Regions from separate parts of the Mus musculus genome. Here region 1 is linked to region 2. A link is a loop called in an ENCODE intact Hi-C map of the cell type or tissue named here. Cell type or tissue: heart. All regions are shown on one strand. Each heading gives the region's core, and the rest is flanking DNA. Links, peaks and the distances in the headings are about the cores only. Region 1 holds the start of Tanc1 (tetratricopeptide repeat, ankyrin repeat and coiled-coil containing 1). Region 2 holds the start of Marchf7 (membrane associated ring-CH-type finger 7).

The links. A loop is a pair of places that touch in the nucleus more often than their neighbours do. Peaks named below come from ENCODE experiments on the same cell type or tissue, not always from the same donor. Only the 100,000 strongest peaks of a DNase experiment are listed, where the experiment ranks them.
Region 1: it touches region 2 in a loop (2.0-fold over the local background); 1 of 42 quality-filtered maps calls a loop at or near these places.

Annotation. Positions count from the first base shown.
Region 1 is chr2:59,603,254-59,619,600 of GRCm38, reverse strand. It overlaps Tanc1 (tetratricopeptide repeat, ankyrin repeat and coiled-coil containing 1), which reads right to left and starts at 7,559. Exons shown (of 27, transcript NM_198294.3): 1 at 7,405-7,559. In heart, for the core only: no CTCF peak of the experiment used is centred there; DNase peaks (open chromatin) are centred at 5,970, 6,480, 7,150 and 7,600; H3K4me3 peaks cover 2,874 bases; H3K27ac peaks cover 3,601 bases.
Region 2 is chr2:60,199,550-60,215,896 of GRCm38, reverse strand. It overlaps Marchf7 (membrane associated ring-CH-type finger 7), which reads right to left and starts at 5,961. Exons shown (of 10, transcript NM_020575.2): 1 at 5,813-5,961. It also overlaps a transcript of Baz2b not described here. In heart, for the core only: a CTCF peak has its summit at 6,112; a DNase peak (open chromatin) is centred at 6,026; H3K4me3 peaks cover 3,711 bases; H3K27ac peaks cover 2,127 bases.

The DNA.
Region 1 (16,347 bases), core at 5,677-10,676, 600 kb after region 2:
CTTTTCTGCATGTTACACTGTACCCACATGGGTATTTGTTTACATATATGCATATAATATTTACTAGATCCCACATATGGAGAACATAACATATGGCTTTTCCTAAGAAGCTAATGAGACTTAGATTCAGTCAGCATTTTAGTTCCTTTTTATTAATAATATAAATTGATATGCAAATCTTGTGCCAACCTATCAAAGCCAGTTTCCTAACCACTTTATAATAAACTCTCCTCCTTCAGACCGTCTCATTAGCTTTATTCCTAATGTGTGCCATTAGCATCTTCCCACACTTTCTTTCCAAGAGCCTTTTAAAGCAGCTTCCATTTTGTGTGAGCCAGTTTAATTAAAAAAATAAATAAATGATATAAACCTTCAATTCGCAGTGGTTCTCAATCTGTGGGTCCCGACCCCTTTGGTGTCAAACAACCCTTCTACAGGGGTCGCCTATCAGATATTTGCATTATGACTCATAACCATTGCAGGGTGACTGTTATGAAGTAGCAATGAAATAATGTTATGGCTGGGATCACGACAGCACGAGGAGTTGCATTAAAGGGTCGTAGCATTTAGGAAGGTTGAGAAGCACTGATCCAAAGCAAAAAGGGCAAGTTGGGTACCAGAGTCCACTCTGCTAGGTTATAAAATGCTCCTCACACAACGCAAGTGACAGGTGCTGGGCGGATACATACCCAGTGTCTACCCATACGTAAATGTTAATAAAGCTCTTCGGGCTTTCCTTCTCTCCCACCCCGAATAATCTGGCACGTTCTGCTTTGGTGATCACTGTCTCATACACTCATAAATATTACTTTCCTCAGAGACGACACAAGTCATGGTAGCTCTAGGGCTGGCTAATTCAGCAGCCAAGAAGAAGTCACTGTGGTTTGGGGTACCTTCAATCTCTGTAGTGTGTTAGACCCCTCCTAACCTCATGGAATGCTGCAGATATACAAGTCACGATCCATACCACAAACCTGCTCGTTAACCAGCCACTGACAGCAGGTGCGGCTATACTGAAATTATCTTGACTCAAGATTCTCTCTCTGGGACATTCCCAGCTAACCCATGAATATGTGGTCCACTGAAAAGTAATCGAAAGCAGATTTGTGGCTGGGTGGTGATGGCACAGGTCTTAATCCCAGCACTTGGGAGGTAGAGGCAGTCGGATCTCTGTGAGTTCCAGGCCAGCCTGGTCTACAGAGCAAGTTCCTGGACAGCCAGGGCTACACAGAGAAAACCTCCCCTTCCCCATGACCACCCCCCAACTCAAATAAACAAATAAATAAATGCCAGAATCGTGGTAGGAAGGGTAGGAAGTAATGTTTTGAGCTTTGTACGGCGGTGCCATCCAAATGAGGCCAGTTTCATTCCAATGAAATAAACTGTGGTTGGTCTATGTCACAAAAAGCAAGGGAAGCCAGGACCCAGGAGGTGGCTCTGTGTATAACTGTCGTTGCTTGTTTAGGTCAATGAGAGAAGAGCTACTCTTCTTTTATTTCCATGGATAATTTAAAATTCACACATCTAGTTCCACATCAGCAAGTACTCAATAAACATTAATAATTGATGTTGTGAATCTCGAGTAATTTAGAGCAAAGTCTGGCAGTAAGAGAGGATCCTAACAGACTACATGGGAGTCATGACCAGCTCCAAATTTTTAGATGTAATTCAATACCCCACCCCTTACACAAATGGCTATACACACAGTGACTAAATCCCTGTAGAATGTGGCTACGTCTAGGCTTCCCAGACTACAGGAGCATATATATATGGCATGAAGACATTAGGAATGTTCACACCCTATGCCATTAGGTATGCTTTTAAGGCCAGCCAATACCACTCCTAGAGATCTTTGCTATGCTGGCCAGCTCTTTGTGTTTTCTTACTCCCTGTCTCTTCCATCCACAATAGCCTCCTCTGTGGGACACTGTGGCCCACAGACCCATCTTGTGGGTTTAATGGGGTCCGTCACCTGGAACTCTTCTTTGGCCAATCTGGGTTCTTTCCACATTTCTCTCAGGTTGGTGCTAACAGCCAAGAGGCAGCTTCTTGATGATGGAGGTTTTGGAGCTACAAGGAGCCAGAAGTTGTGTAAGGCCACAGTGACTTAATAATATGTGTGCCCATCTGAATCAAAGGCCTCTGATATCTGTCTGTCCAAAGATGTCAAAGGCCAAAAATCAATCATTTGGTAATGGTAACACATATGCAATGGATTTGGTAACCAGTCATTAAAACAGAGCCAAAGAATAAACACAGGGAAGGCATGTCTGACATGGGACACAAGACAAAGTGTGTCACATGAGCATATACTGACTCTAAACTGCACAAATGTAATATATGCATCTTCATTTGCATGATGTCTTTCATGTGTTAAAACTGTATGTGGCATAATGTACCACTTTGCTACAGTACATCCTTTGTGCAAAAAGGCCACCCACGGTTGACAGTTTCTTCCACTCTCCTCCACCCCTCAGGGGCAACAAGCCAATCCACCACAGGTGTGTGACCCTAAGTATGCTGGGTAAGGCAAGAAAGTGCTGAGTCACCGTGGTTCTATGTTAAATGGCTGAACATTCTGGGTTCACATCTGTCTACAATGAGCATTAGCTGGGAGACTTTAGAACTAATAAATTCTCTCATGCTAATGGCAAAAATCCATGCTGAAATCCATGGTCTGTGTCCTGTCTCTGTAACATTTGTCTTGCCCTTGACACTTCTGTCTATGGGATAATTCTCTCTGGAACATTCTCCTCCATCACCCACACTCACAGAAGCCCTAAGAGACAACACTCACTCTACAAAGACAGCTGACCAGCAACAGAGGCAAACAAAACCAGAACTCCTTTCTCTAACGGCACGATAAGGCTTCTAAGAGCACTCTTCAAGGAAATCTGTTCATCCCACTTTCTGTTTCTGTCCCTTTTGGATAGTGACAGCCTTCCAACACTACTAGGAAATGATGTTTCCCAGTGTCCTCTTCTGCTTTCACTTCTCAAGGAAAGGGCAACAATTTCAGACTGGCCAGTCAACAGATACTAACTTCTTCTGAGTTGAAACACCGTTTCTTATTACTTTGCAAAGCCACCCCTCTCCAAGAGTAAGTTTTAAGAGCTGTGTCTGAAGCCTCATACTTGAACCCCATACTTGTAACCTCAGCACACTGCAGGCTGGGGCAGGGAGATTGCAAGCTTGAAGCCAGACTAGGCTACATAGTAAGACTTTCTGGCAAAACCAACAGATAAATAAATGCCTTACACAGACAAGTTCCTCAGCATAAAAGAGCTGTCTCCTTGGTTCAGAGGCTTGCTGTGCAAGATTGACAACCTGAGTTCGAGTCCAGGGTCCCACAGTAGAAAGAAAGAACTCCAGAAGCTGTCCTCTGACCTCCACGCACAGTAGCACATGCACCCACGTTCACGAACGCATGCGTGCAGATCAGACGAGAAGTGAAATGAAAGCTGTAAAGAAGAAGTTGCTATCCTAGAATATGATTTCATTTTTGAACCTGTTAAAAGTTCACAGACCAGGGGTGTAGTTCAGTGTTACAACATGTGTTTAACATGTCCGAAAACCTAGATTTGGTCATCAGCACTACCAAGAAGACAAATAAAACCTAGCTTCCAGACTAAGGGCCCAGCTACACTTAGTACTCCTAAACTGGCAGATGGGAACACAGCAAACAGTGGAAATGTATCACTGCAGCCAACTACCTCTTCACCACTTAACCAGGAGCATAAAAGGAGACCTACATAGCATGGGAAGCGGCTCGAAATTGATCTATGCACTTGTCGATAGGAAGGGCTCAGGACTCCAAGAAAGGGATATTCAGACAGGCTTCGCGCTTAGCCTGACAGAAGCCAAGATGAGAGGTAAATGGTGTTTTTATCCTTATGTTTAAGTTGATAGACATCTGAACTGTAAATCATGTTAGGCCCTGAAGCCTACTTGATTAAAAGGAAGAAAGAAAGAAAGAAACTGAAAGAAAACAAATGATGAGTTGGAGGTATGTGACTTTCTGAAACTCTCCTACAGGGAATGTTTAGTTATCATTATTAGAGAGCTGTTTTTAATCCATCCTGTCAAAGCAGAGATATAAACCCCAGGGTTCTGGAACCAAAATAACCATAAATGAAACACTGTGAGAAACGGCCACATGTTGTTTGTCAGGCTTTAGCGAGTTCACAGGTGACTTAGATGAATTAAAAGAGATAGAGGGCAAGGAATGGGGAGCCGGGGACCTGCTGGGCTCAAGTTCAACGTCACAGGTGACATCAGGCAAACTGATCTAACTTCCTGGGCCCTGGTTTACTCAACTGAGAGGTTTAGGGATAAAATATGCAGTGAAGCCCTTTACGATTGCCGTTACACTGTTCTAACAATACAGCCCAGGCTCCAAAATTCCTAGATCTCTCCAATTCTTGCAGTCACGAGGGTGCAATGTGATTCCATTTCGGGAGTGATCATGAGGACACCAAATCCCATAAAGACTTCACAGCCCTATAGACCAAACCCTTCTGTAAACTGGGGGAGAGGTAGTTCTACACCTAAAACAAGCATTTAAAAGACAGTTCAGAGCCCAGTTTGGTGGTGCAGAGCTTTAACTCCAGCCCCTGGGAAGCAGAGGCAAGCTGATCTCTATGAGATTGAGGGCAGCCTGGCCTAAACAGTGAGACCCTGGCTCAAACACACACACACAAGCAAACAAAGGCCCAGTTCAGAACAAACCCGTTCTAGAGACTAACACAATTCCCCTGTGTGTGTGTGTGTGTGTGTGTCTATAAATTTATTTATACATTTATTCCCACAAGTTAAAACTAAAGGTCCCATAATAAAAATAAAAGTTTGTTCTTCCCTCAACAAGGCCTCATATACATTGGACAAGAGCATAAATCCATTTTTCTAACTAGCAAATTCTTGACGTAACAGAAATAAGATCTTTACTATTGAGTTTGAAGTGCCTGGTGAAAACAGACCTACCTCCCTCCCAGCTATTCAGACAAACCTCATTATAATATGGATTACAGCTCTACTAGCCCAGGGACAGGGCTTTTAATGTTCTCTGGGAGATAAAGAATTAATCAGCAACCCAGAAAAGAAGTTGTCTAAAAATGGATGATTTAGTCAAAGTAATTCCATTGTCTCTAAAACTGTGCCCTCGATCACCAGGCATCAAAACCCGACTATGGCATCAAATAAATTGCATGTGGTTAAAGAGACAAAATGTTCTTCTGGCTGTTATGAGAAGCAGAAAAGGGCTGACTACGAATCAGTTATGTTTTAGCTCCACGATGAACATGAATTATGATAATTTAGACATTCTGGTGGTTAAACCAAAAAAGCAAGAAAATCAATACTTTGGCGTTCCAGCAAAAGTTAAGTTCGTGGCATGAGAATTGCAAGACAGAAACATGGAAGTGACCTTAAATTTATTTCTGGACTTTCCCACCCCCACCAAAATCAATGATTTCCCTCACTGTCCAATCACACTATTTCCCTCACTGTCCAATCACAGCAGTCAAGAAGCCTGGAAACATCAAGTTGGATGGTAAGAAAAAAAGGTCTACGAAGGAATCTCTAACGCAGTCACACGCCAAACTTCCTTGGCTTGGCATGCTTTTCATTGTAAAAGCACCAAGATCTATTTATGATGCTTTTTGATTGACACCCACAAGCATTCCAGCTGACACAGACTTTGCAGATTGTAAGGAAGTCCCTGTGAGCTCTTTAAGTAGCCCAGATGAGCAAAGCACGCAGAACAGTACCATAATGAGCACCTCTCTCAGGCGCTCATAAATTCTTTCATTCCCAGCAATCAAAAAGCAGCTGTTAAAATCCAGAACTCTTCCCAGTAGCAGATCTGAAATACCTCCGGGCTGCCCAGAGAAGCTCCACAACGGCTTCTTCTCTTCCTCCCTCCCCCATCCCTGGAGTGCCAGCCTGGCAGGATAAGGATGACCCAGGAAGGGGGTGTGGGTGGAGGGGAGTAGCGGATCTGGTGTAAGCAGAGACGCAAGACTCCCTTCTTTTTCACCACAAAGAAAAACTAACCCTCTGTGCCAGCCAACCAGGTTTCTCCTGCTCTCCCCAGGCACACTAACTTCGTAGTCTGATGAGTCTGGCATTTCTAGAGTTCGCGACCTCAGCCACCCTGAGTCCTTTCCTGAAAGATCTTGAACCAGGAGCTAGCGGCGTCTGAACTCCTTTACAGGTTAAGACTCAGCCTGCCTTTACCTTTTAACCCGCCAGGACGCTACTCCGGGGGTCAAGTTCAAGATGAAGGTGCTCTCCTCACCACCCTGAGTTCACTCTGCAGGAAGCTGTATTACTCAGACCGGTCCCACTACTCCAGGCACAAGAATCTGGGGCTGCCAAGCCGGAGCCGAGGCAGCCTGAAGAAGACTGTCACAGCTCGGCGTCCTCCTCCCTCGGCCGCGGCACCGCGTTTCTTCTACCTGGCCATGGCCGCATTTCCTCCGGGAGCCTTTACACAATAAGTCAAGTAAGTTTTGGGAACTCCAGTCCAGAGATCTTGCTGACTGAAAACACGCTACACAATGCCCAGGGCTTCCTTCCCCGCCAGCCGTTCCGGAAAGCGGCCGCGCCGAACCCAAGGGCCCCCCCCCACACACACACACACACCCAAAAGTCCTCCAGGAAGAACCTGAATCCCCATAATGCCTCCAAAGTAACTACTCGTCGCCCAAGGACAAGGGGACTCGCAAACTTGACACGACCCTTCATTTAGCTGGCACTACTAAAAGGAAGAGAAAAAAAAAAAATCCTCAAGGTCTAATCCCAAATCATCACCCTATCACCAACACCACCAGGGAAAGAAATTGGCTTGCATCTGCGAGCCGCAGCCTGCAGGAGCGAATCACACACTTTCAGCTCACGGTGGGCGATACGATTCCCCACCCCACCCCCACCCCCGCTGAAGTTCTCCCGGGAACTTGGCGACCCGCGCGCGGCGACACTCAAGACCCCGCGGTGCCAGGCGCCCCGCCTGCACGTCCCCCTACTCCCCCCACCCAGGTGCCCGGCGCAGCCCAGGCCCTGTCTAGCCAAGGGACCGAAGAGGCGGGCAAGGGCCGGCTGGGAAAGTCCTGAGCGCCGCGTGATCCCAATGTCCCCCTAGCCCGGCTCTGCTGCAACCCGTTCCTCCGGGAGCGCAGGAAACGGCCTGCACCGACTCCCCGGCAGCGCCTAGCCCCAGGCCGGGAGCTCCGGCGTGCCTGCGCCTATTCCGGGAAAGCTCCCGCTGGGCCCGGCGGAGGAGGGGGCGTCCCGAAACTTTCCCACCAGCCTGGCTCTCGTTTCCCAGGCTGCTCTCCGGGACCCTTCCTTCCCCGCCCGCTGCGGACTCCCGGGGGCCGGCAGCGGCGCCCCGGCAGCGAGAGTTACCTGCCAGGAAAGTTTCCAGCTTTCGGCGCGGTTCCCACCCCGGGGGCCGAGCCTCAGGGCGCAGAGGGCTGGGCGCTTGGCGGCTGCGGCTCCTGCGGCTCCCGAGCCGGGCTCCCGCAGCTGCCACCGCGGAGGCAGCGCTCCGGCCCGTCCCCGCGCCTCGCTCGGCCCACACCGGGACCTCATTGGCAGCGCGAGTCCCCGCCCTTGCGCGTGTTCCGGAAGGCACCTTCCCTGTGCGCGCCCGCCGGGGCTGTGCCTCCCGCGCCCCTCCCGACCGGAGCTGCCCCGGCTCTGGGACCCGCTGGGGCGCCGCACGCCAACTTTCCTCCCGGCGCCTTCGCCCCCTCCTCACCCAGCATGTCCTCTGCGGGAAGCTAAGCTTTCCGGGAGAAGGTTGCTCCCCTGGGGCCTCGCCTGGACCCCAGTGGGACAGGATCAGAAGTGTGATTAGCCCTCTCCTCCTTTTTTTAGCCGTTTTAGAATCAGTAAAGTGGCTCGGCCTTCGGTCTGCGCTGCTCTCTGAAAGCATCCGAGGAGGACATATGGGAGCAATTAGCCAAGCTGAAGTTTCCGCGGATGCCTTAGGGTGGCTTTGTTGGCTTTTCTTCCCCTCGCTTAACTAAACACAAACAAATACACTTTCTTGTTCCAAAATGAGCTGAGAAAGATGGAAAGTGCATCTCGCCCATTGCACCTTTTTCTTTCTGGAAAGTTAAGTTGGGGTTGTTCCGGGGATCAGTGACTGCCCAGAGTCAGGGGCAGTCCTCCCTCCTCGAACTCTGTGGCTAGCAGTACTGTCTGGGCTAAGTACACTGGCCAGCGGCTAGCTTCCTTGTCAGGAGGAGGAGTCCTGGAGGAAGAACAGACAAAGATGCTATTATTAAGTAGGCTGGTGGCAGTAAATTAAACTCCCTAGTTCCCAAAATGTTTTGTTATTCCCAATAGAACAGAAGTTTGAAAATGGCCTAGGGAACTGGGAGACCTGGGTCCTCCACAACCTCCCAGGAATCCAGGCAGCCAATTTATATGTAGAAGGCTCAGCCCTCTCTATTCCCAAAAGCCCTTTGGGCCCCCTTTCTTTGCAGAAGGATCAACTAGAAATTCCAACAGGAATTGCACACAGGCCGCCCATCCGTGTAAGGAGAGTGAAGAATACAGAAGTTGCTATAAATGGGTTTATTGCCAACCCCTAACCTTTGCTGTGGCAAACCTGCCTTTAAAGACAACTGTGTTTTAAACAACTTTCCCTATAAAAACTTCAACCTCACATAGAGCTTCCCAATATAAAGATAGCTGCAAGAATGGTGTTTGCATTTAAAGTTCCTGTGAAAAGTGACAGGAAGCAAAAGGCTGCTCAATCTATCTCTCCATAATAAATAAAAGATGGTTCGAATGTGTTGGGTATTTTTCACTCGTATAGTCAAAGACCTGATTATCACTATATTTATAAGTATGCAGCGAACATATCCCAGCCTTTACTCAAGCAAATCATGACATGAATATTCAAAGCAAGTAAGGACTCCTGGTAAGCCAGGAAGGTCACAGACACCCCCTCCACCTCCAATGCTGGTTGTTAAAAACCAGGTTGGTGTTTGATTAACTTCTCTTGAAAAACAGTGTGTAAAACTGACCAGTCTTTCAACCACGGATGACAAAGTCAGACTACATGGATAAGACAATGACCCAAACAAAAGACAAAAACCCAGCCGTCCAGTCTGAAATACTATAAGATGTAAGAGAAACTCCTAAAGACTCAAGCAGGTCCAGGTCCTGGCTTGTTTGTAGTGGTTTCTTTCTTTCTTTTTTTTTTTAAGATTTATTTATTCATTATATGTAAGTACACTGTAGCTGTCATCCTCGTTATGGATGGTTGTGAGGCACCATGTGGTTGCTGGGATTTGAACTCCGGACCTTTGGAAGAGCAGTCAAGCAGTCGGGTGCTCTTACCCACTGAGCCATCTCACCAGCCCCTGTTTGTAGTGGTTTAAATGGGTAGATAGTGGATGAAATTCGTGAATCTGTAGATTCTTCTTGGACTATCCTTAGTTATCTTTCCAAACTTTAATAAAATTGCTTAAACTGAGCTTTGAGGGCAATTAGGCTTCTTCCTCTCTCTCTCTTCCCTCAAACTTGCCTGAAGTAACAAGTAGAAAAAGCACAGAAAATAGGTATGCTAATTTCTTGCATCATCTTTAGTTTGGGTTGAAAGGATTTGGTTTTATAGTTTCAGAAGTCAAGGACACTGAAGTAATTTCATCCCCGCCTGTTTGGGGACCCTTACCATTCTACACAGGCAGAGAGCTAGCAGTCTAAAGTGTGTACACAGGAGGACCCTGTTTCCCCTCCTTCCTGTAGTATTTATATAATCCCAACTACATGTCATTAAGCACAATCAGATCTCTGGCTTTAAATGGCTACTATTATATACAGTATGTAGTACCACCAACATCAAAGGTGTCTTAAGCTGTGGGTGAAAATGATACATGTTTAAAAAGCCAAGGCCAAACATAAACAGAGTAAGAAAAAAAAACTTGAGTGGGGGGGGGGGGGCTCATGAAGGTCTGTTGTGTAAGGACAACCGGAGACTTTTCTAAGCAATTTAATATGTAAGGTATTAGCTGAACACAGGTCCAAACAATGCTTTTTTTTTTGTACTTAAAATCTGCTTTTCCCTTAAAAATAAAATAATAAAAGGTGCTTCTAGTTGGTTGTTCGCCAACTTTGTATATCCAGAAGCTCAAGAATCACCGCTTGCTTTTCTTGGGTCTCTCTCCACAAACCCAGTTTTAAAAGCTCACTAATTCCCTGCATGTTTAGAGAGAGAGAGAGAGAGAGGGAGAGAGAGAGAACAGTCGATTGCACAGATATTATGTGGTACACACATTCCTTAAATATATATGTGATATACTGGGTTCCATTTCTAAAGTTTCTGTCACTTTGCCAACAATGTAGCTTTTTTCTCAGCAGACCGAAAGAAAACAGCAAGTATTAAACTGGTTATTTTACCATACAATTTACTGCCCAGGGCAATGGACTGAGGAAGGCATGAGAAAAGAATGTGCTTTGTGAGTGTGTGTTAGTGTACGCCCCCTTGGTCAGATTCCTAAGGACTTCTATTTTAAATCAGTTCTAAGTTAGGATCCTGGCCAGTGTTTATTATGGTATGCGTAGTATAGAACACACAGTAAGAAGTAAAAAGTTTACGTTTTAAAACCTAAGAACAAAAGCCAAGATGAAACTTTAAAACTTAATAAGGTAAGAAATCCAAGTTTAAGCACACTTCTTAGGAGGGTCTTTTAATATTCACAGAGCCCAATCTTCTCCCTCGGTTAGATCCTTTCCCCTCCGCTTTTTAACATTCTGAGAAAGAAAAAATATAAAGACACCGGGGAATAATAAAATAAATTGGGTATAGTTGGAAATCAGTCGGGAAAAGCAATGAAATGAAATACTCCTATAGAGTCCCTCCATGTGCAGTGACCCATAGTCACACATGTTTGCTAACACCATGGTCATACGGGCTGATAGCAAACAGGCGTCCGGGGAAACAGAAATCCATTGCTTGGCTCAGTTAGCCAGGCTATCAAATTAAAGGAGTCACAAGACATATAAACCCCTCGGGTGTAGTGCATGCCCTGCAATGTTGTAGGAACTCAGCCAATATGGGGTAGGTAGTGGATTATTTAAGCTGGCAAGAAATCCAGTGAGGGGGAAAATGGGGTAAAGAGATTCAGGGGTTCACGTTCCCATATAAGATATGGGAATGGAGTTGGAGAGATGGCTCAGCTGGTAAAGATATCTGCCACCAAACTTAATGACCTGCGTTGGATCCCTGGGACCCACAGAGTTGAGGGAGAGAACCTCCTCCCACAAGCTGTTCACTGAGAGTAAATAAATAAATGTAATAAGAATTTGAGACTAGCTGAAGTCCTGGAAAAGTCTGGCTTAAGATAATATTCAGGGTGACTAATTGTGTTGCTATTATTGTCGCTGCTGCTATGTCACCTAGACTGGCCTTCAGCATCGGATCCTCCTGCCTCAACCTCCCTGATGTGATCTGAAGACAGAAACAGAATTCTCTTTTTTCAGAAAAGGTAACACAGTTGGGCACCACTCCAATTAACGTTTGGTGCATCCTCTTTTTATAATAGTATAAAAGTAGCCTGTTAATTTTTAGTATTAAAGGTATAGTTCACATCTCCTCCTTAGGAATATGGCTTCCCCTTTCTGCCAAGCATTGTAAGAACTGGTGCTGAAGTCGGAATCATAGCATCTAAGTCCCTGCTCTAGCTTTTGCAGTGTTGTGATTATGGGCCATTCATCTGGCCTGCGGTCTTAGTCTACAAAATAAGAAGGATGTAGACTCCCTGCCAGACAGGTCCATTTGAAGAATAAATAAGATAAGATTTATAAATTAATAAATTGGAAAATAATCTGTAAAGGCTCATTTCTAGTTAATAGACAAGGTGCTTTTCCTGTCTTGTTACCCGAAACTAGTATACTCGGAATAATCAGAACAATGCAGAATGTCCTCATGTGCACTCTGAGGAATCGTGACTTAAAGGTGATTCAGTAGTAGATAATAACACCAACTAAGTCCTCGGGGGTCTCATCTGGGGGTAGATTAGTAGTTCTTGTCTCAAAAACAGTAGCATGCAGGAACCATGTACAAAAATATGATTTTTCTCTCATGTTAGCGCTAAAGAGAAAAAAAAAATACAGTATACACCCTATACTGATGTACCTCATTTTGTGCGAATCAACATATAGATTGTATGTTTGTTTATGTTTGTTTGTTTTGAGACAGGGTCTTATCATATAGCCCTGGCTGGCCTTGAACCTTCTATGTAGACCAGACTGACCTCTACAAAGAGCCACCTGTCTCTGTCTCCCAGGTGCATGGATCAAAGGCATCACCACACCTAGCCCGGAAATTCTTTTTTCTTGTTTGTTTTGTTTTATTTTGGTGACGGGGTCTCACTGGCTGTCCTGGAACTCACAGAGACCTGCATGTCTTTGCTGGAATTAAAGACATGCACAAACACACCCAGTCTTTGGCTTGGAAATTCTTAAATAATATATTAATGTAGAGGAAATGTTTCCTGTAAGAAATCCTAGCTGGAAATGTCTGCAAGAGCCTCACTATCTTCTTTCTGTTCCTTATCGACGACTATCCTTTCAGTCCTCTGAAACGGCAAGCCTAGATGCTAGCTAGGGAGATCATAGGGAGATCATGTAGAGGTTCAACTTGAACCTCTACAGCTCTAGAAGAACAGGTGTTAGGCAGAACTGGTTTGCATCTGAACCTGGTGGTCTTCATTTACAAGACAAGCATTTGGAAGACGAAGGCAGAAGAGCAGCCATGTTTGAGGCCAGCCTGGGACTTTAACTGCCTTGTGTTACTGAACAACAGTGGCACACAACAAACCATCACCCCAGCGCCTGGAGGTTAAGCCAAGAGAACTGAGACGTGAAGTCAAACCTGGGCTAGACAGGAAGAGCTTGCTCAAAAAGGAAGAAAGGATAGAGAAAAGAAAGGCAGGAAAGGAGGGTGTGAGAGGTCATGGAGAAATGCTACCTTAATGATCAGTTTGCTTTTCCCACCTTGACAGTCACAAAACCCAGTCTTGAAATGGATGAAGGCTGCTGGTATTACTGGTGAAGGTAATCAATTAAATAGAACTGGAGAGTTTTTGACACTAAAAAGACAGTGTATGTAGTACAGGCAGTAGCAACTCACATTCTGTCCTGGCTGGTTTTGTGTGTCAACTTGACACAAGCTGGAATTATCACAGAGAAAGGAGCTTCAGTTGAGGAAATGCCTCCATGAGATCCAGCTTTGGGGCATTTTTTTCAATTAGTGATCAAGGAAGGAGGGCCCTTTGTGGGTGGTACCATCCCTGGGCTGGTAGTCCTGGATTCTATAAGAAAGCAAGCTGAGCAAGCCAGGGGAAGCAAGCCAGTAAGTAACATCCCTCCATGGCCTCTGCATCAGCTCCTGCTTCCTGACCTGCTTGAGTTCCAGTCCTGACTTCCTTTGGTGATGAACAGCAGTATGGAAGTGTAAGCTGAATAAACCCTTTCCTCCCCAACTTGCTTCTTGGTCATGATGTTTATGATGTTTTGTGCAGGAATACAAACCCTGACAAGGATGCATGCTAAAATAGAAGTGTATACAACAGGATTTGTATAGTTAGAAACCCATTTGAAGCTAGTATTCACATTTTAGTGATTAACATTAATATAAAATAGTATAAGGAATGAAATAATTTTGGCACTGACAATGGAACTCTTCGAAGTTCTTTCTGCCCATGCAGCAGTCTATTAAAGCTCTTAACACCTCAGAATTGAGACAGACACTGTGTATACACCAGCTCCTGCTTCTGTCTTCCTCATGTGTGTCATGTCTTTTTCTAGGGCTGTAGCAGGAGTCATGTTTGCCTAAAAGAAGTAAGGACACTCTGTAATTATCAGGAGATATTAAACTACCAGGCTGTGTTAAAGGAGTCACCCTTACGTAGGCATCTGCCCTGAAGACCGCTGCTTGGTGAAAATGGATTTGACTACTTAGCTTTAGCTAAAACCCTGTTACCTTTCAATGATTTCCAAGCTCTTTCTAAACCTCCTTCTGCGTTCACAGCTAATCTATTGCCTCTTGCTCTTCTAGCTTTTCAGTGGCTTTGAAAAGATTACCTGAAAGGAAAGAGATTACTGGTACAATTACAATAAGAACCAGTTAAAACAAGATGTCAGGGACCCAAAATAAGACAGCAATCACTGAGCGTTAAAATTAGATGGTGTGCCCTCTGCCTCTTCATCTTCTTTTCAATTTGCCGTGCCCCATCCCACCTCTGGGAATCTACCCAGATATTAAAGGCCTAAATTTTGTTGACTAAAGAATCCATGAAGGGAGGTCTAATCTGGAAAGCTGTGTTTAAAGTATTATTCAAAATCAAATGGCACGCATAGAAATTAGATCACTCGTGTATCACTCCTGGGAGTATGCAATGACATCACTTCTCTGAAAACACAGTTCCAGAGTTCCTTAAAAATAAATAAACTAACTAAACATGTAACTACCGTAGAACCCAGCAATTATACTTGTGGGCGTTTATCCCGGAGAAATGAAGACTTGATTTCATAGGAAAATCTAAACACAAAAATGCTCATAATTGCTCTATTCATAGCGGATGACAATTCATGCCTGTTAAAGGATGAATAGTCCGGGAAATTAATACATACATGAGATATTGTTGCATATGACTTGTATTTATCTCTAGGGAATTATACTGAATGGAAGAAAAATGTTGACCAGGCTGGGTGTGGTGGCTCATTGCCAGATGAGGAAGTCTAAGCAGGAAGACTCTGTGATACCAACATGGGCTTCCTGCTGAGTTGAGATCAACCTCTGCAGTTTAGTGATACCTTGTATCAAAAAAAAAAAACAATGACAAAGATGGAAGGGAAGAGAAGAGGGAGGAAGGAAGGTGAATCCAAAATACTATAGGATCTGTTTAAATAACCTGGAGTGGACAGACCTATAGACCTATAGACAGACAAACAACAATGATCGCTGCTCTAGGACTGTACAAAGCAGGTCAAAGAAGGGTGGTTCCAATCGGCAGAAAGAAGAGTCCCACAGTGATAGAACTGCATCTGCGTTGGACAGCTGTGGATATCTTTGTAAGACTTTACTATGTATTTGTAAAAGTATTTGACATAGGTAGGTAAATAATGCAGGAGATGACTGTCTTATGTAACTATATGTATACCAGTAATCTTTTCTGAGAGTGAAACCAGACACACAGAGGGATGTAATTTTTTTAAGTCCTATGTATCATCATTTTGAATGGCAAATACATAAGTAAAAAACCAAAACTGTATCCAACTGTTAATTAAAATTCAGCATCTAAAACTGGCAGGCTGGAACCTATCTATAATCCTAGAATTTATGAGGCTAGCCTGGTTTGTATCAAGTTCCAGGCCATCCAGGACTTCACAATGAGACCCTGTCTCAAAATACCATTCATAGATTAATTAGTGTATTAACTGATTAAAATATAACATCCCAGTGTCCAAGAGAAGAATAGCTTATTCACAGTAGAGTCCAAATGACCCAATGGCAGATCTTACAAGCTAGCAGTAGGATGTCTGATGGCTCTTCCACTAGACTCTACGTTGCACAAGGACAGGAGACAGGTTGTATGATGGAGTACGTATAAACTCTGTGCCTACCCCAGTTACAATCAGCTAGTGAGTTGCTCCAAACTTGGTGCTGTCATGAGATATTGGGTATTTTACTCACAAATCTGAGTTTGGCGGGGTCAGTCAAGCTGTAATCACTGACAGCTCTTCCCACGGTTATAGGAACTACAGAGCATGGTGGGGTGGGATCTGGGGAGAACCAGACAACTGGGAACAAGACGACTCTATATCTGGACAGTTCTAGCTGTCTCACATTTTCTCCACATGATAGTCTCAGCATAGCAAAATAGTCACAAGGCAGCAGAAGGCTCCTGGCATGAGTTCCCAGGGCAACAGCAGGAGCAGCATCCCCTTTAAACCTCACTTAGAGATTATTGCAGGGCATCCTTCAGTGCTTGGGTTGAGAGTCAGTGTCTGCATCAAAAGCCCTGGGCTTCACAGACAAGCTTGATCCACAGCCCAGCTCTCCCTTCCCTACCAGGAGTCTTTGGCAAGGTGACTTGTTTTCTTCAGCACCTGGACGTGAATGATGCCATTCTGGGAGGTAAGTGTCTTTACTGGGAAAGCATTTATCAGGGTAGGGACTGAGTGTGAGTTGAGTGGCAAGACATTAGAGACAAAGACCGAACTGTTCAGAGTGTGTCAAGAAGAGGAGCTCCTGTTTGCTTCTGAGGAAAAGCCCTCTAAGGCAAGAGACTCTGACTAAAAAAGACCTTTCACTCCAAAGTGTTCCCT
Region 2 (16,347 bases), core at 3,964-8,963:
AACAGGTGAAGAAAAAAAGTTACCTGTTACCTGCTTATGGGAACCATTTTGTTTGAACCCTACCACAAGCTGCCTGTCAGTGTAAAACTTGGATTTTCACTTACCCAAATTTGGAAAGCTGTGAATTTACAAAGCAGAGACGTACCAGCACAACTCAGAAGTAGTTGTGTTTCTTCTTTTGTGCAGTATTGGGAGTTTCAACTTGGATCCTCACAATGTTAAGCAAGCACTGTACCACTGAGATACAACCTGAACAATTTGTTTGAGTCAAGCATAAGTGGCTTGTGCCCTAACACCAGCACTTGGGAGGCTAGATGACTTCTGAGTTCAAGGGTAAAGTGGTCAATGTAGTTAGCTTTACGCCAGCCAGAGCTGTACAGTGAGACCCAATCTCAAAAAAAAAACAAATACAACCAAACTACTGTGTTGGGACAGGTCTCAGTAGGTTGGCCCAGAATGGCTCTGCAGCTGTCCTCCTCCTTTCTACCTCAGCCTCAAGTTGGACTGAAACGCTAGGCCACACTAAGCCTGACCCTAAGCTGTGATTGATTCTGCTTCCTCCTCTATCACTCTGCAGATCACTGTGTCCTACTAATGTCCTAACAGTTTCACTCAGGTATGTCAAGTCAGACAGTAACATAGTAGACATAACCCATAATCCTAGGCCAACAAAAAGACCCAGTCCATCCATATCAGCCGAGGTTGTCTCCTACACCTAAGCCTTTCCCTGTATTCTAATGCACTTAGTAATACAAACTTAATTCATTTACTACTTTCCTTCCAAACCAAGACACTCAAGTTTTGCAGCAAATAAACTGACCACTACCTAACTTTTAGCACACACGAAATTCAAGTATTTTGTAGAAAAATGGTAGAATGTAGGAAGCTTTGAAATCTCTGTGTGGTGTAAGTCTGTATTTAATCTCGAATACTTAAGTTTTTCACCTACAAAATGGTGATACTGCTTTCAAAAGTGTATTGTAAGATTAGCTGACACAGCACATATTGAACAAATACTAGTTTTTATGAAACAATACTAACAGAGTTAGTAATTTCACATAAATAGCTCAAAAAATATATTGGCTTTTTTTCTTTTTTTATTTGGTGTATATGAGAACATTGTCACTGTCTTCAGACACACCAGAAGGCATCAGATTTCCTTACAGTGGTTGTAAGCCACCATGTGGTTGCTGGGAATTGAACTCAGGACCTCTGGAAGAACAGCCAGCATTCTTAAACTGCTGAGTCATCTCTTCAGCCCAGCTTTCTTATTATTTGATATTTGCCTTTATCATATACTAAAAGACTTTAAGAATCACGCAGGGCTATACACAATTCATTCTCTGCAAAGATACCTCTACAAATTTAGTTACTGTAATATCTCCAGAGGACTGGGTTTGGTTCACAGTACCTACATGGCAGCTCAGTCATACTTACTCCAGGTCCAAGGGGTGTGATGCAGCCTTTTGACCCCGTTGGACTCCTACACACACGGTGCACACATAGAGGGCCAAACACGTAAAATAAATGAATACATCTTACAAAGGGGGTGGGGCCAGGGGTAGGGCTATAGCTCAGTTGGCAGAATACTTATCTAGTGTGCAGAAATACATGAAATGTGTGTCTGAAAATCCTAGCTTATACTCTCAGCACCTAGAAGAGGCATGTGTATTAAAAAGTCAAGGTATTTCTCACATGCATAAGGCCAGCCTGGGTTAGAGACTCCTGTGTTAAAAAATAAATGAGGGGGAAATTGCCCAACATGTAAAACATTTTCTGCTCAAGAAAGAAGACCTGAGTTTGGATCTGCAGCACCCACATAAAAAAAGCAAATTATGGTAACACACATCTGAGCTGTGAAACTAAGACAAGAAGATGCCAAGGGCTAGCTCACCAATCTATCTCATGACCAGTGAGTTCCAGGTTCACTTAGAAACTGTAAAGACTTTATCTCAAAAACCAAGGTGGAAGGTGGTGGAGACACTCACGATACCAGACACTGACCTCTGGCTTCCTTACACAAACAGAGGGGCTTGAGGACCCACAGACACAAACATAAATAGCTGTTGATAGCCTTGGCATCTACAAAGTAACTACCAAAACATGCTGTGCTTATAGACTAAGATGAGGTCACATTCACAAAATAGAGTTTAGATCACCTGAGCTGTGTGACTTAAATTTCCTATTAAATTCTTATACATACAAAAAAGAAAGAAAAATTAACTTCCACATACCAATCAACAATGTAAACAAATTATCATTACTCAACCACATGTATCTACTTACCAATTCCTGTATTAATTACTTTAAAGCAACTGCAATGGTGGCATTTTAAAGAATGTACATTCTTAAAATGACCTAAATCTGTGGCAAACCAGAAGCTACAGCTATGGCTTTCTCCCTTACCTTAGTCTGAATGTGCCTTTGCAATGCCATGATGACGGTCTAGATAGAACACAGCCAACTTTCCCTTTTCTTTTCTCCCCCTTAAGTGTAAATGTGCACTGTAAATGATACTGTACGATTTGAAAATGTCCTAAGAGGTCTTATAGCTTCCATTTTCATTCTTCAAATGGTACTCTGAAATATCATACCATAAAAGATCACATGGAATATCAAGATCCAAATGTCAACCAACACCACTATGAGGCAGGAAAGCTAAATGTGGCCAAATGAGGGAAGAAATTCAAGACACAAACTTCTGGGGTCTTTTAGAAAAATCTCTCTGAATACTTAGCTATCACATACTTACAGTATTCCTAATATTTTAAGGTATTTTAAAACTATTTTTGGAATATGAAAACTTAGCATCATCATTGGAAAATATAAATGATCTTGTCTATCAGTTCTTTTTTTTTTTTTTTTTTTTGGTTTTTCGAGACAGGGTTTCTCTGTATAGCCCTGGCTGTCCTGGAGCTCACTTTGTAGACCAGGCTGGCCTCGAACTCAGAAATCCGCCTGCCACTGCCTCCCAAGTGCGGGGACTAAAGGCGTGTGCCACCACGTCCAGCCTTGTTTGTCTATCAGTTCTACAGCACTCAAAGATAACCTTTTGAAATCAATTTGCTATTTGGGTGACACAATTCAATCTTCATTCAGCAACTGCAAACCAATTGAGTTCTTCATGCCAACTCAGAAATACATGATTACTAGCTTTTACAAGCTGAGCCTCTCTACAGCTGCTGGCAAAAATGGGCACAGGGGAGGAGGTGATTTTAAAACCTGCCATTCAAACTTATCTAGTCTAACCAGTAGTCAGAGGAAATATACTTGAGAACAGGTAAAACCAGCTTTGGCCACATTAAGTTCATGTTAGTGTAGAAAATTAAAAATCACAAACATCAAATCTCAGTCTACTGTCAAATTATAAAGCAATTTTACCATTTATACTCAGTTCTTTTGGATTCAATCTCAGCAACTTTACTAATAATTTTTGTAAAAACAAAACAAAAAAATAGATAAATGGATTAACGCAAACAGAATTCTCCTTTCGTGATCTAAGAACTTTAGTAGGAACTTGTTCCTTTTTAGGTTGTGATCTAATTTGGCCCATTGCTGATCTACAGTCTACCAGCTCATGACTTAATTTGTTGCTTAAAGGTATAGCTTGATACAAGCTTATACACTCTAAGTATTGCCAGGTATTTTACAGACACACAGAAGAATGTGTCAACAAAGATAAAGATAGTTTTACTTGGGTACAACAGCTCTTTCTCCACCCCATGGCACAGGGCACTAAACTTTCTAATTTATTAATCCAAGTCTTCACTGCTAAGCTCTAACTTTCCTTCATTACCTTTCCACTGCGGAAAGCCCTGTCACCTCCCAAAACAGCACATCATCACAGCAGGTCCTAGCCAAGCCTCAGTTTAGCTCAAGCACTCTACAGTTGTCCAAGCGTGTGCCCTCTTTCCACCCCACAGTCTGTCCGTACAGTATTTACAGTAAGGAAGGCAGTAAGGTGCATGTTTACGCGTTGGTCTGATGACTAAACTGTGAGTTGTTGGAAGATGTTGCGTCAAGCTCATTCCTGCAAAGGGAAGTTCTAACCTGGTAACCAAACAATGCTTACACTACTTGATAAATTTTCCACTCGACCATTACTTTCCTAAAATATATTAAAACGTGGATATAACAGATGACAGGTGTGTGAGAGATGGATATGGAATAACATTTGACTGCATAAAGGCTACAGATGGCTCACATTCAAGTTGATTATCCAAAACCTTCATGTAGAACACAGAAAAATCTGTGAAGTTATATGAGAAAACAACCTTCCTTATTCAAGACACCTGACCTGGGTTGAGGGGTCTTGAATATAGCTCAGAGAGCAAATGCTTAGCATGCCCGAGACCCTACACTGTGTAAGACAATCTGACCCATCATGTAACTGAAAATAAGGTAATGGGGGGTACTGAATTGCATTATATACATATATGAAACTGTCAAATAATGAAAAAAAAATCTTCGGGTATGAGAGAAAGAGGAGGGCGTGAAGGAGGGAGGTGGATGGTGTACCAAACATCTAGGGCAAAACTAGAAGTGTGTGGTGGTGTTGATCTGGTGGCACAGCAATCCCGGAGCTCAGAAGGCTTAAGCAAGAGTATCTTACCTTAGAGGTGGGTCTGGATAACATCATGAGTTCAGTGCCAGCGGGAAACACAAGGTAAGAGCCCTCTAATCAACCCATAAAAACATGAAGCTATAGGGACACAACTCACAAAGTCCAAGTTTCGTTCTGACCAGAATGCTTGATGATAAAACTTGGTGGTAAATTCCTTCTGTTTGAAGTCATTAAAAATCCACAGTACAAGTATTATGCCCTGTAGTGTGCCTGCTCTGCTGACTGCTTCACACACTATCTCCTTAAAAAAGGCATCCCAGGAGTCGGGGGTGGAGGGGACTCATCTCAACTAGGAGATCTTAAGAGGTAAAATAACTATGGTCATGGCGATGCCAGAGTTTCTGGTTCCATTGCGACTGCCTCAGCACAACTGCTGCTTCTCTCACTCACACACACACACAAAAGCTCCTCAAAAGGAAATACTGACCCCATTTCGGGTTATCTTGTGAGACTACATAGGATCTACCTTTTTTAGTGAGAGTACTATTGTTTGTCAATCAGGACGGTATCTCGGTACTCACCCCTACGTTCTGGATACAAACGGGGGAGGGGGGGTGGGACTTAAAAAATAAGGACACTGAAGACAATAAAAACACACACACACAAACTACAGAATGGCGTGTGACCCGGACCCGCTCTTTAAACTGTTTTCACACTGATCGTGACGTCATGTTTATGACCCACACGGATTTCCACCCCCATATACCAACACGTACTTTTGTAGGGGGGTGGAGAAGGAGGGTGTTCACTGTAGTGGTTTCGGGGTGTGTGTGTGTGTGTGTGCGTGCGCGCTCTTCACTACGCAGTTTCTCCAAGGTGAGGGTGCATTTTACTACTCACACCTTGCGTGTCTAGAGTCGGCCCCTTACACCCGTGTCTCGCCCCGGGTCAGGAGAGCCAGCCTTCCTGCCTCACATGCCCGTGTCACGCCACTCCCGGTGCGGGGCCACCGAGAGGCCTACCTCCCTCCACCTACTCCGAGGGGACTGGGGGAAACCGACCGAAATCCCGGGTGAGCCGACCCCGCACTACGGCCGCCCGGCGCCGCAGGTCGTCGCGGGTCCCCGAGGGACGCGCACCATCTGCCCGCCCGCCCGCCCGCCCTGCCCCCGGGGTCCCGGGTGGGGGTGGGGGTGGCTCGCACTCCAGCGCTCCCCTCCCCCCCACGCCGCCGCCGCCGCTCTTTACCCTCTTCCACCGAGCACTCCGCTGCAGGGAGTGTCGCGCTCGCCGCAGCCACACCGCCGCCGCCTTCCTCGCTGGGCTCGGCTCGGCTCTCGGGCTACCGGCAGAGAAGTCGGCGACGAAGCACAATGGCGGCCGCCCCTCCGGATGCGCCGCAGAAGTGGCCGCCGCCGTTGGCAGCCCCGCCCTTCCTCCTCCCCCGCCCCCTGCGCGCTCGCTCGCCCGCTTCTCGCGAGAGCCGCGGCGGCGGCGGCGCTGGCGGCGCTGCGGGGGAGCCGGGAGCTGCGGGCGGGCTAGACGTGCCCCGCCGCGGGGTGGTGCTCTGACTGCGGCAGCCGTTGAGGGCCGCCTCGGGGGAAGCTGCGAGGCGCCACGGTAAGCGGCCGCAGACGGTCGGCGACGTGCGGGCGTGCGGGCGCCCGGAGCGGCGCGGCGCGGGAGGCCGGGCGGGCCGGTCGCCGCCCGCAGTGCGAGGGGCTTCGGCGCCCGCCTGGCTCCCGCGCCCGCCGCGGGCCCCTACCAGGCCCGCCGCTCCGGGTCCCGCCCGGCTGGTTGCGGGGGTGGATTTTGTTTTCTCTGCGCTCGGCAAGTGGCGCAGGGACTGTTTACGGAATGGAGTCCGACGCTGCCTTTCCCCCACCTCCCCTCGAGCCTCCCCGGCGCGTCCTCCCTGCCCAACCTTGTAGGATTTGACAGCTCTCCCTCCACCTACTACAGCCTTCCGATTGATTCCTACACCCTGCTGCTGGCAGTTTCCCTGGAGTAAATAAGTTGTAGCGACGGGGTATTTGGACGATCACTTCGGAATCTTAAAAAAAAAAAAAAAAAATCGGGCTTTTTAAGCTCTGAGAGCGCAGCTACAGGTTTTGCAGCAGACATTCACTTATTTAGAAAGAGCGAGGGAATCTGTGACGTAGTCTGAGGAATACGAGAAGAAACTTTCAGAAACCACGGTGAATGTGGTTAAACTAAGATGTAAATGAGGACTAAGAAATGCAAGAGAGTATGGGAAAAGCCACAAATTATGTGGCGTTTCAATGATGGACCAAACGCAAGTTGTTTAACGGTAAGTTCTTACTAAAACTTGGAAGCACAGGGAGGGCACTTGGGTTTTTAAGTGACCTATTTGATTTAAGGGTGTTTGTTTCAAAGAATAACTTGGATCTACATAATTCCACTAAGTGACTAAGTGAAATGCTACATATATATATATATATATATATATATATATATATATATACACATATGTATATATACATATATACAGTCAGTAATCATCTCTCATTTTTCTTCACTCATCACTAATAAATTTCGTACAAACTTAAGGGTTTTGGGTTGTTTTTTTTTTTAATTTTGTTAAAGTTGACACCCAGGTGTCATCCTTTTAGGGCATGTAGTAGACAAAGTGTCTGGTAAAGGATAAAATTAAGTACAGATTACTTTTGAGGAGATGTAATTTGTCCTTTTAAGAGAAATAATTGTTCCATTCTGTTTGGCCGTGTAACACCCTTAAGAATCAGAATTCATGGGTTCATATCTCAGCACTTTGTCTGATTACCTTTGTCTTCAGCAGTTCTTTAATGTTGCCAAGAATTCCTTAACCCAGGCTTCTTCCTGTGGGTTAGGGAACCCTAATCCGCCATGCTCCCCAAACTTCATGGTGGTGTTGAAGGGATTAAATGAGGGGATCTGTCAGTTCTTAGAACATAGCAAGCGTTCCATAATTGTTAACAGTTACGTTATGTGTCTAAGCCACCATTCGGCCTTTCTGGAACTGAACCTTGTGGAGACCCCTTGAACATCTTTCCCAGTTTATTTTGTGTTAAGAGGATCGACTGCACCATTTTCCTGAGCTATAGTAGACAAACGTAGTTAGTGGGAACTTCTCTACAGAACCCCTGACAAGGACAGTGCAGGTGTTGGCCGGTTATGGTTTCGTCTCCTCTCAGTGCTGAGGATTCTGTGAGAGGTGAGTGTGGTGCCAGCTTCCTCTGTGTGTGTGTGTGTGTGTGTGTGTGTGTGTGTGTGTACGTGTGTGTATACGTGGAGGGGTGCTGGCCACTAGAGCCTGTGTGAAGGTCGGGGGCAGCTTGTGGGAATGGGTTCTCTCCTGCCATGGATTCCTGGGACTCAGACTCGGGCCAGCAGGCTTTGCAGCAGGCTCCTTTAGGTGTTGAGCCACCTCACGGGCTCTGGATTCTAATTCTTAGTTAATGCTAGGTAATAGCTATAAAACACGGACATGTGCTTATCCTTTGAGAACAGTTAGGGGAGTGTGTGTGTGAGAGAGAGAGAGAGGGTGGGGGCAGAGATTGAGATTGATTTACTCTCTGCTGTGAATTTTTAAGTAATTTATCATTGTCAATAAATAATTATTGAAATTTTGTTGTGCTAAAGACATTTTATGCTTTACTAGGAATTATGGATATAATCTAGGTAAGATAGTGACTATTGTTTCCAAAACAATAATCGGAGCAAAGGATTTGATAGCAAGCATCTGAAATCAGAATTCCTCTAAACAAACTAGACACCGTCCCTTTGGTTTGCAGCACTCTCTCTTAGCCCTTTGATGATCTGTCCGTACAGCTGTGGTTCCTTTCTGACTTCAAGGGTCTCTGTTGACCTCTTGCCAACACCGTTTCATTAATTTCCACTTCTTTACTTCCTTCCCTAAGACACTGTCTTAGTGGCCTTTATTCTCTTCATCCCTCTGCCTTATGAACTTGTCTGTCATCTGGCCGGGTTCATCCTGCCCTGATTCTTGGGTTTAAGCACTGTTGTTATTGTTGTTTAATCTGCCTGAGTACTTAGAGTTCTCGTTCAGATTTCAAATTACCTGTTTGCTCTTTCCACCTTTATACCATATAACCTCCTTAGGAGCTCCTCTATGCATTCTTTACTATTGAGAAGATAGGGTGATGTTAGCTTTTTGCAAATTGATCATTTTCAATTATAGGTTATCTTAATCTTCTGACAAACAGGTTTCTCCACGCTGAGACAAGTATTTACAGAACCTTTTTGGGATACCAATTTCTTCTGAGATGAAAATCTTATTAATCCCTAGGCTAAAGAAGTGAATCTGGGGTCATCAACTAACTTGACAATCTACTATTTAAATTTATAGGTAGCGCCTGGCATGGTGGCGCACACCTGTAATCCCAGCACTCGAACTCAGGAGACGGAGGCAGGAGGATCACAAGTTCAAGGCCAGCCTGGGCTACAGAGTTCCAAGCCAGCCTGGACTATGAGACTCTGACTCAAATAAACAAAAACTAATAAAAATAAACGTATAGGTAGGTCCCGTTTTTCTAGATTAAGAGTCCCTATTTGTAATAAATGTTACATGAAAGTCCTGTGCTGTACATTTTGATAAAAAGAATTCCTTTTGTGCCAAACATTGTAACCCTTGTATTTAATGGTCTCCTAAATTTTTAATTTTCCTCAACAATTTTTGTTGAAAAAGTGCAAAATTTAATAAATGAATATCTAAAAACATTCCTTTAATTGACTTCTGCTTTTTTTGGCAGCAAAAAGTTTGCTCTCCAAAGGTAGCCTTGAAAGTATAAGAACACGTGAAATGAAACCAGCCTGCCACCCTGAGAAACTGCTCTCACGCTGCACCTTCAGCATAGGTCTCATTTTCAGAGACTGCAGTCACTCACAGCTCTTCCAGACTCTGTCCTAGCCAAGATGACTTCCAATCCATGGGGCACAGGTTCCTTTTACACTGCTTAAAACCTAGGGTGTGGGGCTGGAGAGCTGGCTCAGAGGGTAAGAGCGCTTGGAGTTCCCAACATCCAGTGTCTCACAAGTGCCTGTACCTCCAGCTGCAAAGCAGCCGATTCCCTTTTCAAGCCTTCGAGGGCACTGCATTGATTTGCACAAGCCATCATACTGATACACACATACACATCTAATTAAAAAGTTAAATCTTAAAAAATTAAAATGTGTTTAGTGAAAGCATCCATCTCTTATTATTGACACAACTCGGGTTTGTGGAGGTTGGGCTGAATCTCCCCCACCAGCTGTTACTGTAAATACTTTCAATGAGGCAGTCATGCCCATTAGTTTATGTATTGTCTATGTATTAGTCAAGGTTCTCCAGAGAAGCACGGGCAGTCGTATACCACACATTATCTGTCACTTAACAGGAGATTTACTTTAAGGGTTGGTTAATACGATTGTCGTGGGTGGCTGACAAGTTTGAAATTTATAAGGCAGGCTGGCACGTAGATTCAGGAGTCTTTGACAGTCTTGAGGGAGAATTTCCTCTTTCCTGGGCATCCTCAGTCCTTTTGAGGCTGATTGGATGAGGCTCATCTACATCGTTGAGAGTAATCGCCTTCACATACAGTTAGCAGGCTGTAGATGTGATCCACAAACACAAACCTCCTGCACAGCATCTACCAGGTAAGGGTTGATTGCAGAACTGGGTACGGAAGTCTTAAGTCAACACTGTAAATTTAGCATCACACGTGTATGATTATTTTCTTCCTACAGAATCAGAACTGAGTGCCTGAGACAATACTCACTGTCTGGTCCTGTATTCATAACTTTTCTTGTTCTGGGGACAAAATACCTGACAGAAGTAACTTCTGGAAAGAAGAGCCTGTGCAAGCTGACTAGTTTTATGTCAGTTTGGCAGAAGCTGGGGTTATTTTAGAAGAGGGAACTTCAATTGATAAAAGTGCCCCCTGTCAGATAGGCCTGTGGACAAACCTGTGGTACATTTTCTTGATCAATGATTGACATAGCAAGGCCCAGCTCAGTGTAAGTGGTGCCGACCTTGGACTGGTGTCCTGGGTAAGAAAGCAGGAGGAGCAAGCGAGTAAGCCGTGTTCTTCTGTGACCTCTGCATCAGTTTCAGCCTCCAGCCATGACTTCTCAGTGATGGATTGTAATGCGGAACCGTAAGTGAAAATTCTTTCCCGAGTTTCTTCGGTCATAGTGTTTTGCCATAGCACTGGAAGCCCTAAGACTCTAACTGGTATCACGGTTCACAGTGGTACTTAGCATGGCAGGGAAGAGATGGTGTCAGGACAGTGAGGAGGCTGGTCACAGTGCTTCTGCAGTTAGGAAGCAGAAAGAAACAGAACGGTGCTCTACTCAATCCCTTTTCATTTAGTCGGGGTCCCCAGCCTATACAATGATGACGGCTCCACTCTGGGTGGGTCCTCAACCTCAGGGAAACCTATCAGGAAATGCCTTTTAGGTATGCCCAGAAGACTGGCTGTCTCCCAGGTAATTCAAAAGACCACAAGCTAACAATGAAGATTAACCACCACGGGTTGTTTACAGAAAATCTGCAAACTTCTAGAGGGAACCACAAAGCCAGATTAAATAGTCACTGTTCCTATAATATAGTCTAGACAAGCACATCCATAACACATAACACACTTCATTGTGATAATAAGAACCACATTTGGCCTCCATAGCCTGTTTATAGTTCAAGAGGCTAGAAGCAGAAGCAACTACTGATAGAGATTCTGTGGGTAATCCCTCTGAGAAGTTTGGTTGCATCCCCTTCTTAAGTTTTTACTTGAGTTCTATATAAACGTGTATGTACGGTGATTAGCTTTAATTATCGACTTGATACAGGCTAGAATCACCTGGGAGTCACACGTCAGGGGTTGTGTAGATTCGGTAGCCCTGTGAAGAACTTTATTAACTGAGTTCATTGGCATGGGAAACCCCACCCTAAATGTGGGCAACAGCATTTCCTGGGTGGAGCTCTGGGTTGCCTGGAAAGAGAGTTGGACGAGCAGTAGCATGTGTCTGTTGATCTTTGCTGTGTGCTCTTGACTGTGGATGTCATGGGACCACTTCTATCCAGCTCCCACCACTGGGACTTCCCTACCAGATGGAATGTATCTTGTAACTGTGAGCCAGAAGAGCCCTTTTTCTATTGAGTTGTGTTTGCTACAGTATTTTGTCATGGTAGTAGGAAAATAAACTAAGACATTCATGCATATTTGTATATAGATATGTTTTAAAGAATATATAGTAATTATGTTTCACATCCTAGCTATTTTAATATAGGCTTGGGGAGTGCCTCTCTTCCTTCTTCTCCTGCCTCTACTGCTCCACCAGCACGCTCTGCAGTCACACTGAGAAACTACTGTGTGTCCTTCCTCTGTTCTCTGTGCGTGGCCATGTAGTCATAAAAGAGGCAATAAAGGTAGGGTTTTAACAGGATAAAATTTAACCTTGGATCCTAAGGAACTGGGGAGTTGTTTACTGGGAGAATATTGCCTAGCATACGAAAGGCGCTAAGGTCAACCAAAGGACCATAAATTAATAAATACATAGTACAATTAGTAGATCATGTTTAACTATTAAAACTAAATAACATGTAGAAATTTAATATAAATTTTACTTAGACATCTTTAAAATAATCTAGAATATTCTATTGTGTGAGATTGAGAAAATGCTCATCCTGTCTATTAGTATAAAAAATCCTATAGTAGAAATTTCTCTCTTTTCAAAAGTTTCCTATATATACATTTAGAATGACATCAGACTGTTATTGTTTCTTCAACAATTCAGTATGGTTTAATTTATTTATTTTTATTTTATGTGCGTTGGTGTTTTGCCTGCATGTGTGTCTGTGTGAGGGTGTCGGATCTGCTAGAACAGAAGTTACGGACTGTTGTATGTAGCCGGACTTCAGCTACTTTGTGAGTTCTTCCACCCTCTTAATCCCCAAATACTAGAAGAGAGAGAAAAAAAATAGAGGAACATATCATTAGACTACTTCCTGCTGATAAGGGGCATCCTGCACGTTGGGGCAAATTTGAGCTTCTTCATCAGGATACCTAATTTCTTCTTGTTGTTTCTTCTTTGCACACAACAACCACCCACCAACCCACCCCTGGGGGCTCTAGTGTGTACATACCCTCTGAAAGGTCCCCAGAATTCCAGCTGTCACACAACCACAGAAACTATCTGCAGCTGGCAAAACCACAGCCCTGCTAGTGCACGGGTCAGCTGCTGTGGGCAGTCTGGAGCAGCCCTGTACCCCATGCCTGGGATTAAAATGAAAACATAGTCTTATAGCATCAAAGAAACCAGAACTCCACGGTGGTCACTACAGTTGTGAGCTGCCTGCAGTTGTGAGTGCTGAGAACTGAACCTGGGTCCTCTAGATGAGCTGCCCATGCCTTTGACAGTTGAGCCATCTCCGCATCCCTGCAGCTTCTCCTTTACTGTTGTTTATAAATTGCACCTCTACTGTTAGCGAAGTACCATATCCTAAATGCAGCAAAAATGTGTGCGTGGAAACTTTTTTTAAAAATTTTTTTTTGTTTTTTTGAGACAGGGTTTGTGTTTCCCTGTGTTTATTTGTGTGTGAATGAGTGCTACTGTGTTACTGTGGGTGTACATGAGCTCAGAAGACAACTTGCAAAAGTGGGGTCTCTCCTTCAGTGTAGATACTGAGGATTGAACTTTGAGCATCAGGCTTGGCGGCACAAACCGTTGCCTGCCTGGGCACCTTACCAGCCTCTGTGTGCTGAACTGCAATGGCCAATTCAACCATATTAAAAACTGGAGGCTTTGGAAAGTAATTAAATCATAAGAGCAAAGCTCCCATGGCCCTGATAAAACACTTGAGGCCTGGACATAAGGTTGAATAGTCCTGTAGTCCCAGACTGGGGAACTGGGGCAAAATAAAATAAGATAAAAATGAAATTTCCAGTTGGAGACAAGCCTGAATTATATTGTAGGACTCTGTCCTAAAACAACCAAAAAGCATGGGGGGAGGGGCTACAAGAGGCCTGAAGGAATTGACTAACTGTTGTACTATCCCACTTAAAGAAGACAAAGAAGAGAGAGCATTCCTCCCTAGTGGAGGGCACAGCTCCTCTTGGAAACAGGATAGCCTCTACAAGATACCAAACCTCTAAACACCTACATCTTAAACTTCCCAGCCTTCAATAAATTTCTACTACGTATAAAGTTCTTAGTCTATATTATTTTGTAAATACCTCGATCTTAAACTTTCCAGCCTCCAGAACTGTGAGGAATAAATTTCTACTATGCATGTATTGTTTAGTCTATGTTATTTTGTTATAGCAATACAAATCTAGTAAGAGAGGCAGCAGGCTGAATGACCAACTTTTACTTAATGAGTTGCTACTATCTATAAATACTAGGGCTTATTAACAAAATAACAAAATGATTGAACTATTTTTATGCTGCACCTTTTAATAGCAAGTCATCGAAGAATGACTTTTTCCAGTAATTTAAGAGGACGAGAGTAATACTTAAGGAGCTGGAGATATAGGTCTTCTGGTGGAGTGCTTGCCCGGCATACTAGAAGCATGCATGGTCCAGTTCCCAGGGCAGTACAGAACTGGGCCCATGGTGACCTGCAACCCTAGCTGTTACAGCAGTACTGGGAGGTGGAGTGAAGAGTCAGAAGTACAGAGTTGGTCTAGGCTACATGGTGAGTTCAAGGGCCTCATGAGCACGACCTTACATTGCAAGGGAGGGAGGGAGGGAGGGAAGACAACACTTAAAAACTGTTTAAAAGATTTTTAAGTTATGCATGTACATGTGTGCTGTGACGGTATGTGTATGTGAGCACAGATGCAGAGGCCAGAATCCCATTCTAAAGACTTTAATAACTGCTCGGTTTTTCCAGATGTTCCGCTACCCTTTCTCTCCCATGAGAGTTATATTTCTAAAATCTTATACATAAAAGAAAGAATACAACTTTTTAGAATAAGCGTGTGAAACTTGCTCCATATTATTATAACTACCTGTATTCTAGAACTACAGTGTTAGTGCCAAGTCTCAGGGTTATGAAATTATTTTTCCTTATGGTGCTAGGGTTTGCATCCAGGTTATTGTATGTGCAAGGCAAGCATTGTACTACTGAGCTAGACTCCATGCTCAAAGCTTTTGAAAAGGATGTTTATCTAGAAGAATTATGGCAGGCTATTTAACATTACGCTTTACCTAAGATAAATGTATAGATATATTTTTAAGTTATTTTGATTCCGTGTGTGCATGTATGGAAGTCAGAGGGCAACTTTGAGGAGTTGGTTGTCTCTTTGCCCCACGTGAGTCCTGGGATTAAGCTCATGTTGTCAGGATTGGTGTCGGACACCTTTACCCACTGAGGAACCTAGCTGGTCCTGAATTTCTTGTGTTTAACTAAAGTGTGCATGGATATGCCTATGTGGGGAACCCCATGAGCGAGTGCCATGGAGTCCAGCAGGGGGCGGTGGATGCACCGGAACTGGAGTTAGTGGCTGTTGATGGCTGCCGGATGCAAGTGTGGACCCTAACTCAGATCCTTTAAGCTTTTAGTAAATTGACTGTTTTAATGTAATTGGTAAGGCATGGAATTTTAGAACTTCATGTATCGTTTGCTATGTTATTTGCCTCCATAACTGCGATACATACCTTCTGTATGCTTTTTCATTGACAGGTTGAACATTTCTTAGAATCAATTAAGTGGTTTCCACTTAGTGACAGATAGTATTAATACCTTATCCATTTCATACTCAAAAGAACAATTAGAAATGTATCACAATTTTATTACTTGACATCTGCAATATTTTAGAGAGTTGTAATGTCCTTTACATTTCTTCTTTTGCATTGTAATGCCATGTGAGTAAATGTCTCAGCACCACTGGCCTCTCCATGCAGTGAGGAACTGTGATCAGCACAGTCATGTGGTTTCACAGTAGGGATAAGTTCTGAGAAGTACATTGTGAGGCAGTTTTATTGTTGTGTTGAGGTTGTAGGCAGTGTAATCTTATGAGACCACTGTGACATATGGAGCCTGCTGGGAAACATCATTATGTAACACATGACCATAAATAGAGAGAGAAAACCTTTAAAGCAGCATATTATGGGCTTGGGGTGTAGTTCAGTAAAGTGTTTGTCTAGTGTACAGGAAGCTGTGGGTTTGGTCCCCAGCACCAAGTAAACTAAGCATATGGCACAGATCTAATGCCAGCACTCAGGCGGTGCGGGCAGGCGGTTCCGATGTTCTACATCATAGAACGTTCAAGTCTGAACTGCATGAGGCCCTGTCTCAATAAATAGCATATTATAATTGAAAATGATGTAGATAAATAAGGTTTTAGGAATTCTGAGTTGAAATTTTGTGTTTTTATGCTTATTTTTTCCTTTTTTTAATTAAATATTTTTTTATTTACATTTCAAATGTTTTCCCCTTGCCAGGTCTCCCCTCTGGAATACCCTATCCCATTCCCCCTCCCCCTGCCTGTTACCCACCCACCCACCCACTCCAGTCTTCCCGCCCTGGCATTCCCCTACACTGGGGCATTGAACACCCTCAGGCCTAAGGCCGCTCCTCCCACTGATGTCCTACAAGGCCATCCTCTGCCATATATGTGGCCGGCCGAAGCCATGGGTCCCTATATGTGTATTCTTTGGTTGGTGGTTCAGTCCCCGGAAGCTCTGGGGGTGGGGGAGTGTGGCCTGTTGACACTTGCTACCTCCATAGGGCTGCAAACTCCCTCAGCTCCTTCAGTGCCTTCTTCAACTCCTCCATCTGGGCC